3 separate regions of the Homo sapiens genome follow, and regions 2 and 3 are each linked to region 1. The links are chromatin contacts, found by Hi-C in ENCODE. All regions are on one chromosome and are shown on one strand. The core of a region is the stretch at or near the end of the contact, and the rest is flanking DNA. Distances in the headings are between cores, read along the strand shown. Region 1 holds the start of AP1G1 (adaptor related protein complex 1 subunit gamma 1). Region 2 holds the start of CMTR2 (cap methyltransferase 2). Region 3 holds the start of ZFHX3-AS1 (ZFHX3 antisense RNA 1).

Region 1 (2,700 bases), core at 137-2,636:
AAATAAAGACATACTTTTTATTCAAGCATGCTAGACTGCAAACATGCCTTTAGAATAAAAGTGACGAGATTACGAGTACTTAGAGGGTTCATATTTTTCAAACGTGAAAGTTAGGGTGTGTGACAAGTTAGGTATTTGACAAGTATTCTAGGGAACGGTGGAAGTGAATATTTAAAATTCAGCTATCCCCAGAAAAACCCAATACATGAAATCATTACAAGTATTTTTTAGAATCAGTCAGCAAAGATCATTACTGTACAAACACTTCAAAGTTAAGGTCACTAAGAAAGCACTAACTCCTCCCTTCTGTTAACTAATCACTGTAAAGCAGCCCAACTCTCCTTTCTACCTACCTCAGATTAATATTTTTCTCCATGGACAGATTTCCGTGCTCAGGGATATATAATAGGGGAGAAAAAAAAATACCACACAAGTGTCAGTAAGCACCAAAAAGCTAAGTATTCAGCACAGGGAGGGAATCCACATATGAGAAAACATTTGACAGCTCTTGCCTCCCAAAAGCCATTTAATCTGCTTCATAAACATAATCTGCTTCATAAACATTACCCTGAGCGAGTGGTTCGATGGATCTCCTACACCGAGTCCTAACCGGGAAACACAATCAACCGAACCGTCCCGACTCTTTCAGGCAATCAGGAAGACCGGGAGAATTATTAGACGCTGACGTCCGCAGGGCCAGGAGCTGAGAAAAGGGTAAACAGTATACTCGCAGGTAGGTTGAAAAAAACAAAACAACAACATATACACACACACACGAAAAATTGGGAAAGAAGTTGGTCGGAAGGTTAGAGAGAGGCGAGGCCGATGTCCGGTTCCGAGAGGACGGCACTGCAGGGGCAGGCAGCGATTAACTGGGCATTTGGATATGCTGGGAGTTATCTGACAGACCTGACACGGGTACAAGACACAAGAACGCTGATACGTGGCTCAGAGAAGACACGCGGGGGTGGGGCCCGCCCCGCTAAACCCCAGGCTCCCTGAATGAGCCCTCAAAGATCGCAGCCTGAGAAAGTCAAGGGTTCAAGGAGGCCCGTACCGGCGGGGCAACGCCACAACACGGAACGCCGCGGCGCGCGGAACCTCCCGGTCCGAGGCCTCGGGGTCGGCCCTCCAGAAGTCGGAGCAGCCCCTGGGGCTCCCGGCCTCTCCTGGCCCAGCTTCTCTGTCTTCTCTTCTCAACACCCACAGCCTGGGACTGGACCCCTGAAACTGAAAGGAAGCTTCCGGTCGAGCGCCCGCGGCAGCGGCGGGGCAAAAGCAGCAATATGCTCTCAGCGCCGGGAGTGACACTCACCGGCCCGAAACCTCGAATGAAACCAGCAGCTCCGGGGGCGGCGGCAGCAGTGGCAGCAGGAACCGAACATCCAAAATGGCGGCTCCCTCGGCCTCACCACCGCTACCGCAGGCGGAGGGATCCTGAGGAAGGAGGGAGTTTTTAACTAACTTCACACACTATTGAGGAAACTTCGCTCCCTGTCCTCCTCTCCTGGTCGTTTCCGTGTCCTCGTACTGCAACTTATCGTGCCTTTTCTCTCGAATTATCCAAGAACTCGGACCCTGCCGAGGACTATTTGCCAAGGAGGAGGCGACTGCTCCTGGCAGAGCGACGCAAACGTAGCAAGGATCGGGGCTGTCACTGATGACGCGAGACGCTGCTGCCGAGTCACCGCTGCGATGAGTCTGAGCGAGAAAGATCCGGCCTACCCCGTAGCGGACGGACATTGGTTCCGCTTGGTGAGGGGGTAGGGGGGTGGGGGGTAGGGGGGTGGGGGGGTAGGGGGGGTGGAGCTGGGCTACCAGGAAGCGGTGGAGCCACCTGGAGGGGGCGGAGCTAAGTCAGGTAGCCCAGGAAGTGAGAGCAAGCGAGACAGGTGGGGGCGGAGAAGACAGCAGGGCTGAAAAGGTCTTCGTCCACGGGAATCCCGAACTCTTTGCTGTCTCCTTTAAGATTTTTGCTTTCTTTATAACTTAAGGAGCATGCTCCAGGTGGTATTCTATGGTTTTATGGTGTCTTTGCAACATATTTTATGAAGAGTTAAGAGGATGACTGAAAAGAATGGATTCCACGCCCGGTACCGCGGTGCTTGCACTGCTCAAGTCACTTAAACTCTCCAGGGATTCAATTTCCTCATATGTAGAAAGAAGACTTGGACTCATGTTAGCTGAAACCCTTACAGAATGGGCTTTCGGTCTATGACTCCATGAATTAATAACCAGGGCCAAAGAAAGTCTAACCAGACAGTTCCTAACCTGATAAATAATTACTAACATATGACGTGAGTCTTTTCCATGTGAATGTAAAGAGGGCCTGATATCTTGGCCTGTTTAAAGGAAAGGTGACCTACCTAGACTAAAATCCTTCTGCTAGATTGGCAACAAAGTACAATACAACACAGCAGCAGGCTGGGTGCCAAAGAGAACAGAACCAACCACACAAAAAAAATTTTTTTTTTTTTTTTGAGACAAAGTCTCGCTCTGTTGCCCAGGCTGGAGTGCAGTGGCGGGATCCCGGCTCACTACAACCTTGCCTCCCGGGGTCAAGCAATTTCTCGTGCTTCAGCCTCGCAAGTAGCTGGGATTACAGGCTCCCGCCACCACGGCCGTCTAATATTTGCATTTTTAGTAGAGAGAGGGTTTCGCCATGTTGGCCAGGCTGGTCTTGAACTCCTGACCTCAGGT
Region 2 (2,786 bases), core at 254-2,753, 520 kb before region 1:
CAGCCATGTTTAGATCTCATCTATACTCTATTTCGGAAAAAGTCTAATTTTAATCATTAACTTCACATACTAATTAACGGCTGTAGTTAAGCTGTGAAACCTTACCTAAGCTAATAGGAAATTACCTTCACATGAGGACAACTTAAGTGATTCAGACACTCCACCGTTCTGACTATACTTTTGCTGTGTTGCCACCTAATTTTTATTACTACTCCCTTACTCACTACTCCAGCCAAACAGGCCTTTCTGCTGTTCACTGAAGACACCAAGCACATTCCAAGACAAAAGTCTTTCTGCATTGGTGGTCCCTCTGCCTGGAATGCTCTTTCCCCAGCTGTCAGCACAGCTAACTCCTTCACCTCCTTCCAATATTTGCTCAAATGTCATTTTCTCAGTGAAGCCTACCTAAGATTGCATCTTGCATTCCCCATGCCTCTTACCTCGCTGTATTTTTTTCCTATGGTACTCATGTACTTCCAACCTATAACTTCCTTCTTTTTGTTTACTGTTTATTATTTGTCTTCCCCAAACTAGAATGTAAGCTCCACAGGACAGAGATCTTTGTTTTGTTTACACATAGACCATTCCAAGAAGTTGGACATTGCCTGGTACACAGTAAGCACTCAGTATTACTGAATAAATGAGTGGATATCATACTTAGCACAAAAGGGATCTCTCTCTTCAGGTTCTGAATATGAGTCATTAATAGTGCACCTCAACTTCACTCCAGCACTTAAATGCATGACTTAAAAAAAAAAAAAAAAGCATGTGGCTTACAGCGTGTGTGGAAAAATTTTCCAGTATATGATCCTCTGAGCCTTTCATTAAACAGTCCTTTGAGCTTTGTGACATCATAATTCTGCTAAGTGGGTCGCTATTACCATTCTCATATTGCAAACTCAAGTAGGCAGTTATGTAGCCCCCGCCCAAATTAGTGAACCCAAAACAAAACCCACAAGATCTCATCAACAGTTTTTACCTCACAGCTGACACTTATAAAGGAGTTCCAAGTGCTTCCGCCAACTCCTCCTACCAGCAACTGTGAAAACAACGGCCAGTGAGTATCCAGGGCTGACTTTGGGCCGGGCACCCCATATCTCATTTCATCTAGTGAAGTAAGTCCCAAACCCCACTCCAGAGGCCCGGTCCCTGACCTGGAGGAAACTCAGTCCCAGCCCCTGGCTCACCCGCTGGGAAGTCGAAGGAGGGCCCGGAATCGTACCCAGGCCTGGATTACCTTCGCCCACGCCCACTGGGGCCCCAGTGTCTGGAGAGGCTGCACTTTACTCTCTCGAGGAAGCCATTCTGCACTTCCGCTCTCGGGGCTGCTTCCCGGGATGGTCCCTCCCTTTGGGTCCGCGGCGCCTCCAGCCACAAGGCAGGGAGATGGTGCGCCGGACTGGGGGGAAGGCTGTCCGGACCCGCCCTCGCGGCACCGGGAAGCCAGTCCCACCTCCGGGCCCCGCAGCCGCGAATGCCGGCAGACAGGGACCAGGAGGCACTCAAGTCCCACTGCGCACGCGCCCTGTAGGCCGGGCCGGAGTCACGTGCGCCAACGTTACGCACGCCGGCGACTCTCGCCTCGCCTAGGCCTCAGCTCCCTAGGTTTTGCTTCGCGGAGTACAGAAGCTGGGAGGCGCCAGCCTCCCGCCCCCGGCCACTATGGCAACGGAAGCGGCGCGCGCAGGCGGAGCATTCTTTGGCTCCGTCCCGAAGAGGGGTGAAAGGGAGAGGGACAGGGAGGCGAAGGGGAGGGGGAGGGGGAGGGAGGGAAGGGACGGGGCAAACCTGTCTGTCAGGACGTGCTGGTTCCGCTCACTGGCTGCTGGCCCCAAGGGCTTTCAGACTCTTCTGGACAGTTGTTACTTCCTGTACAGACTGGGTTGAAACTGCAGCTCAAAAGACGATAGGTTAAAAGCCAAACTAGGGAACTGCAAGATAAGATTGTTTATATATACATGACATAATATATATTAATTATGTTGCTTAATAAGCCAATAAGAAAAAGGCCAACAACCCCAGAAGGAAAATGAGCAAATATTAGAACAGGCCTCCCAAAAAACAAAAAAGTCAAACAAATAGCCACTAAGGATATACAAAACTGTTTAAACTATTATTAGACAAGAATGGAAATGAAAACAGCAAGTTTTCTTTTTACTCGGTTTAGCAAAGATGTAAAACCTTGGTAATGACCACTGTTGGTGTGACTATGGGGAAACAGGTTTACATCTGTGGATGGAAGAAAAACGTTATTAGAAACCTTACGGAAGGCAAACTTATTTATTTGTTTGTTTACTGAAACAAGGTCTTACCCTCACCCAGGCTGGTGTGCAGTGGCTCGATCTCGGCTCACTGCAGCCTCAACTTCCCCGGGCTCACGCGATCCTCCTAGAGAGATGGCATCTCCCTATCTTAGGCTGGTCTGGAACTCCTGGACTCAAGCGATCCGTTGGTCTCGGCCACCCAAAGTGCTGGGATTACAGGCATGAGCCAAGCCGCCTAGCCCAGAAGGCAAACGTTGAAAAGAGACATGCACTTTGGCTGGGCGCAGTGGCTCACGCCTGTAATCCCAGCATTTTGAGAGGCCGAGGCGAGCGGATCACGAGGTCAAGAGTCCGAGACCAGCCTGACCAACATAGTGAAACCCCGTCTCTACTAATAATGCAAAAAATTAGCCAGGCGTGGTGGCGGGCGCCTGTAATCCTAGCTACTTGGGAGGCTGAGGCAGGAGAATCGCTTGAACCCGGGAGGCGGAGGTTGGAGCGAGCCGAGATCTCACCACTGCA
Region 3 (2,756 bases), core at 134-2,633, 860 kb after region 1:
TCTTTTCTACTAAAACAAAATACAACTCTCTAAAACTAATACAAAATTTTGTGTGTATGTGTCATATTCTGGAGAAAAGCTCCAAGGTTTTCCTCTGGGTCTTAAACAGGACTAAGACCCCCCACCCCCAAAAGAATCTCTGTTCTAGAGGCTAAGCATATAGAAGCTCATACTGCATTATCAAACTGGAAAGTTAATAGAGGATTTTCATGGTCATATACAGGAGAGGTGGGGAAAGCTGTCTATTTAGACTGTAAACTCCTAAAATGTTCATAAATCTCAATGGAAATTAAATCCACCGGGGTGGGAGAAGTATCACAATAGACAAAGAAGCTAAAGGTTAATGAAGAGAAGGTTTTAATCAGTGGTTACTTTTGTGCTTGGGATCAATCCTCAGTTTGTCCTCCAACGTAACTTTTGGCATTATTCATTTCAAAGTCTGAACAGTATCCATAAACCCAATACGAAACCTATGGATCCAGAGGGTCCGACCGAAAACAAAACAATTATGTTTCCGATGTGAACGCATCAATAGCTTACTTTTGTAGCGCTTTATAAAACGCTGTCACTTGCTGCTTTCCACGTCATGATATTCCCGGTCGGGAAGAGTAGGACAGCAGCATCTTTTATGAATAAGGAATTTTTTGGATTCAATTTGTGAGGTGTGGGACGCTCACCAGGTTGCGCGAAAACCATTTTTCTACATCGTCAAGTGCACGCACCCCGTGTCTCATAGTATTAGTGATGAAGACGAGGATGAAACTACCAAAGACATCAGTGGGGAGTGAATTATACTTGGGGGAGGTGTAAGCACGTCGAAATAAGGAAGCTGAGAGACATTTTGTGAAAGAGGGAAGGTAGCGTTAAGAGGAGCCTTCCATCAGGGGCAACAGAACGGGGGCAGGCGTGGCGTCTCTGGGACTGCCGGAAAACGACGTGAGGGAAAAACTCAGAGGCTACGAAAAGGCGAACAGACGGAGGGCCTGCCTCAGGGGAGCTAAGCAGCTCGCCTGAAGCCCCCCATCTGGAAATGACGTGTTTAACTCGGCGCCCCTGCAGCTCCGGCCGCCCTTTTTTGTTTAACTCCGCGCCCCTCCAGCTCCGGCCGCCCTTTTCGTCGCTCTCCCCTCGCGGTCGCTCACCCCTGAGATCCCTGGTTCCACTGAGACGCTCAGCTTCATTCGGCAACTCGCGGACACCAAGCGCCACAAATTCAAATACGAGATCTAGAGACGCTGGGTCTCAAACGTCTCCCAGAGTGAAAGACAGAGGAACCAATCGAGGCTCGGCTGACCTCAGACGTCTAAGGCGATAGGCGTTGCTAAGAAAAGGGGGTGGGACGATACCCAGTTGCCAAGACGACGGCTTCCGGGTGGGCGGCTTGAGGTGGCTTCCGGCCGCCAGGCGAGACTCCGCGGGAAAACTCCCTGCTAGAGAGACTAGGAGATTTGGGGCTGCGGCCGTTTCCTCCGGAGCACCCACGGGACTGTGTGCTGGGGTCCCTCCACCGGCTGTGTCCTTTATTCTTCTTTCTCACCCAACGATTTACCTGAACGGTTATAAAGTGCACGTTATTTCCCTAAGGTAAGCGTGTGGTAGCGCCTCCTCCTCCTCCAACAGGGGGGTAACAGAAACCTGCTGTCAACTTTGTTACCCAACATAACTGTACTTAACCACAAAAAGTTGAAATTTTGGATCTTTAAACATTCAATAACCTCTTGCTGTGTGAGGTTTTTTAACTGCACTACATACATTTTGTAGTCTTTAACCATTGAATGCGATTTAAGTTTACAATGAAATTTAACGTTCTGGTTGTTTCTGACCCCAAATTTCATCTGAACCAGTTAATGGACGAAGAACTGAAATTTTATTTTCTGTGACAGTCTCATAGGTTCTCAGACTTAAGTTCTTAATCGCCCATAAATCTGAAGGCAGGTGTTAAAGATGAGCAGGTGATTTGAGCCCAGTCCATGCCAACACTCAAACTAATTCAGCTGAGACTCCTTTCGTTAGGAGCATTATTTTAATTTTAAAAATTTTAAACCGAATGGTAAGCATGGCTGCTTTAGTTTCAGTTGTGTCTCATTTGATGATGATAGTCCCACACAAGACGATCTCATTTGTCAATGAAAGTAAACATTAGTGACCACACAGCTTTCTGCAGATAACTCTTTAAACGAACATCTTTTATCAGACCACAGAAATCATTGTTATTGTCACTAAAATGTAAAAACTAAAGCAAAACTTATCTGCTTATCAACAATTTCTTCCTCCATAGCTAAGGTAGGGAAGCATTTATGAAAGCTTAGATCTATATGTGTTTGGGATCCTGCCAACCCCTTTCTTAAAATTCCATCTTCAAAACTCCCTGCTAATGAGCACTTTTCCAACAGCTTGGATGAAACATTCTGAATAATTCGTCAGCCTGAAGGTTAGAAATTTCATTAAATAAAAAATTAAATACACAGAATACTTAAGTATGAAACATTAATGAACTGAGTAATACATTCTTAAGAAGAGGAGGCACTTAGGAAAACACAGGCCACCTGCATTGTGGAGCCATTTAATGTGATGAGATTTGATAAATGGGTAAGAGATCAAAAAATGCCCAGGGTTTCAAAAGAGAATGTTCCATGAGCAGCTTACTGCCTACATAGACCATTTGAAAATCAAACCAACTCAGCAGAAGCCCAAGAGGCCTTCAGATGAACCCGAGTATCCTTTGGATGTCAGTGTTGTACTGAACAAAGTCAGTT

What was found. A loop is a pair of places that touch in the nucleus more often than their neighbours do. Pooled maps may share reads with other maps.
Region 2: a pooled map shows a loop between it and region 1 (17-fold over the local background). The contact joins the promoter of CMTR2 here to the promoter of AP1G1 in region 1. A Hi-C loop is called at or near these places in 1 of 168 maps with a recorded cell type or tissue (ascending aorta), 4 of 37 single-sample maps with no recorded cell type and 14 of 50 pooled maps.
Region 3: a loop to region 1 is called in a pooled map, with 13 times the contacts of the local background. The contact joins the promoter of ZFHX3-AS1 here to the promoter of AP1G1 in region 1. A Hi-C loop is called at or near these places in 3 of 37 single-sample maps with no recorded cell type and 9 of 50 pooled maps.

The regions. Positions count from the first base shown.
Region 1 is chr16:71,807,448-71,810,147 of GRCh38, forward strand. It overlaps AP1G1 (adaptor related protein complex 1 subunit gamma 1), which reads right to left and starts at 1,387. Exons shown (of 23, transcript NM_001128.6): 1 at 1,316-1,387. LOC124903714 (a long non-coding RNA gene) reads left to right here and starts at 1,511. Exons shown (of 2, transcript XR_007065110.1): 1 at 1,511-1,755. RefSeq lists enhancers at 518-1,165, 1,109-1,798, 2,359-2,438.
Region 2 is chr16:71,287,899-71,290,684 of GRCh38, forward strand. It overlaps CMTR2 (cap methyltransferase 2), which reads right to left and starts at 1,504. Exons shown (of 3, transcript NM_018348.6): 1 at 1,238-1,504; 2 at 980-1,039. LOC102723786 (a long non-coding RNA gene) reads left to right here and starts at 902. Exons shown (of 4, transcript XR_933707.3): 1 at 902-1,057. RefSeq lists silencers at 1,257-1,626, 1,707-1,776.
Region 3 is chr16:72,663,750-72,666,505 of GRCh38, forward strand. It overlaps ZFHX3-AS1 (ZFHX3 antisense RNA 1), which reads left to right and starts at 1,384. Exons shown (of 4, transcript NR_171704.1): 1 at 1,384-1,584. It overlaps LINC01572 (long intergenic non-protein coding RNA 1572), which reads right to left and starts at 1,221. Exons shown (of 14, transcript NR_126330.2): 1 at 1,143-1,221. RefSeq lists enhancers at 963-1,082, 1,123-1,182.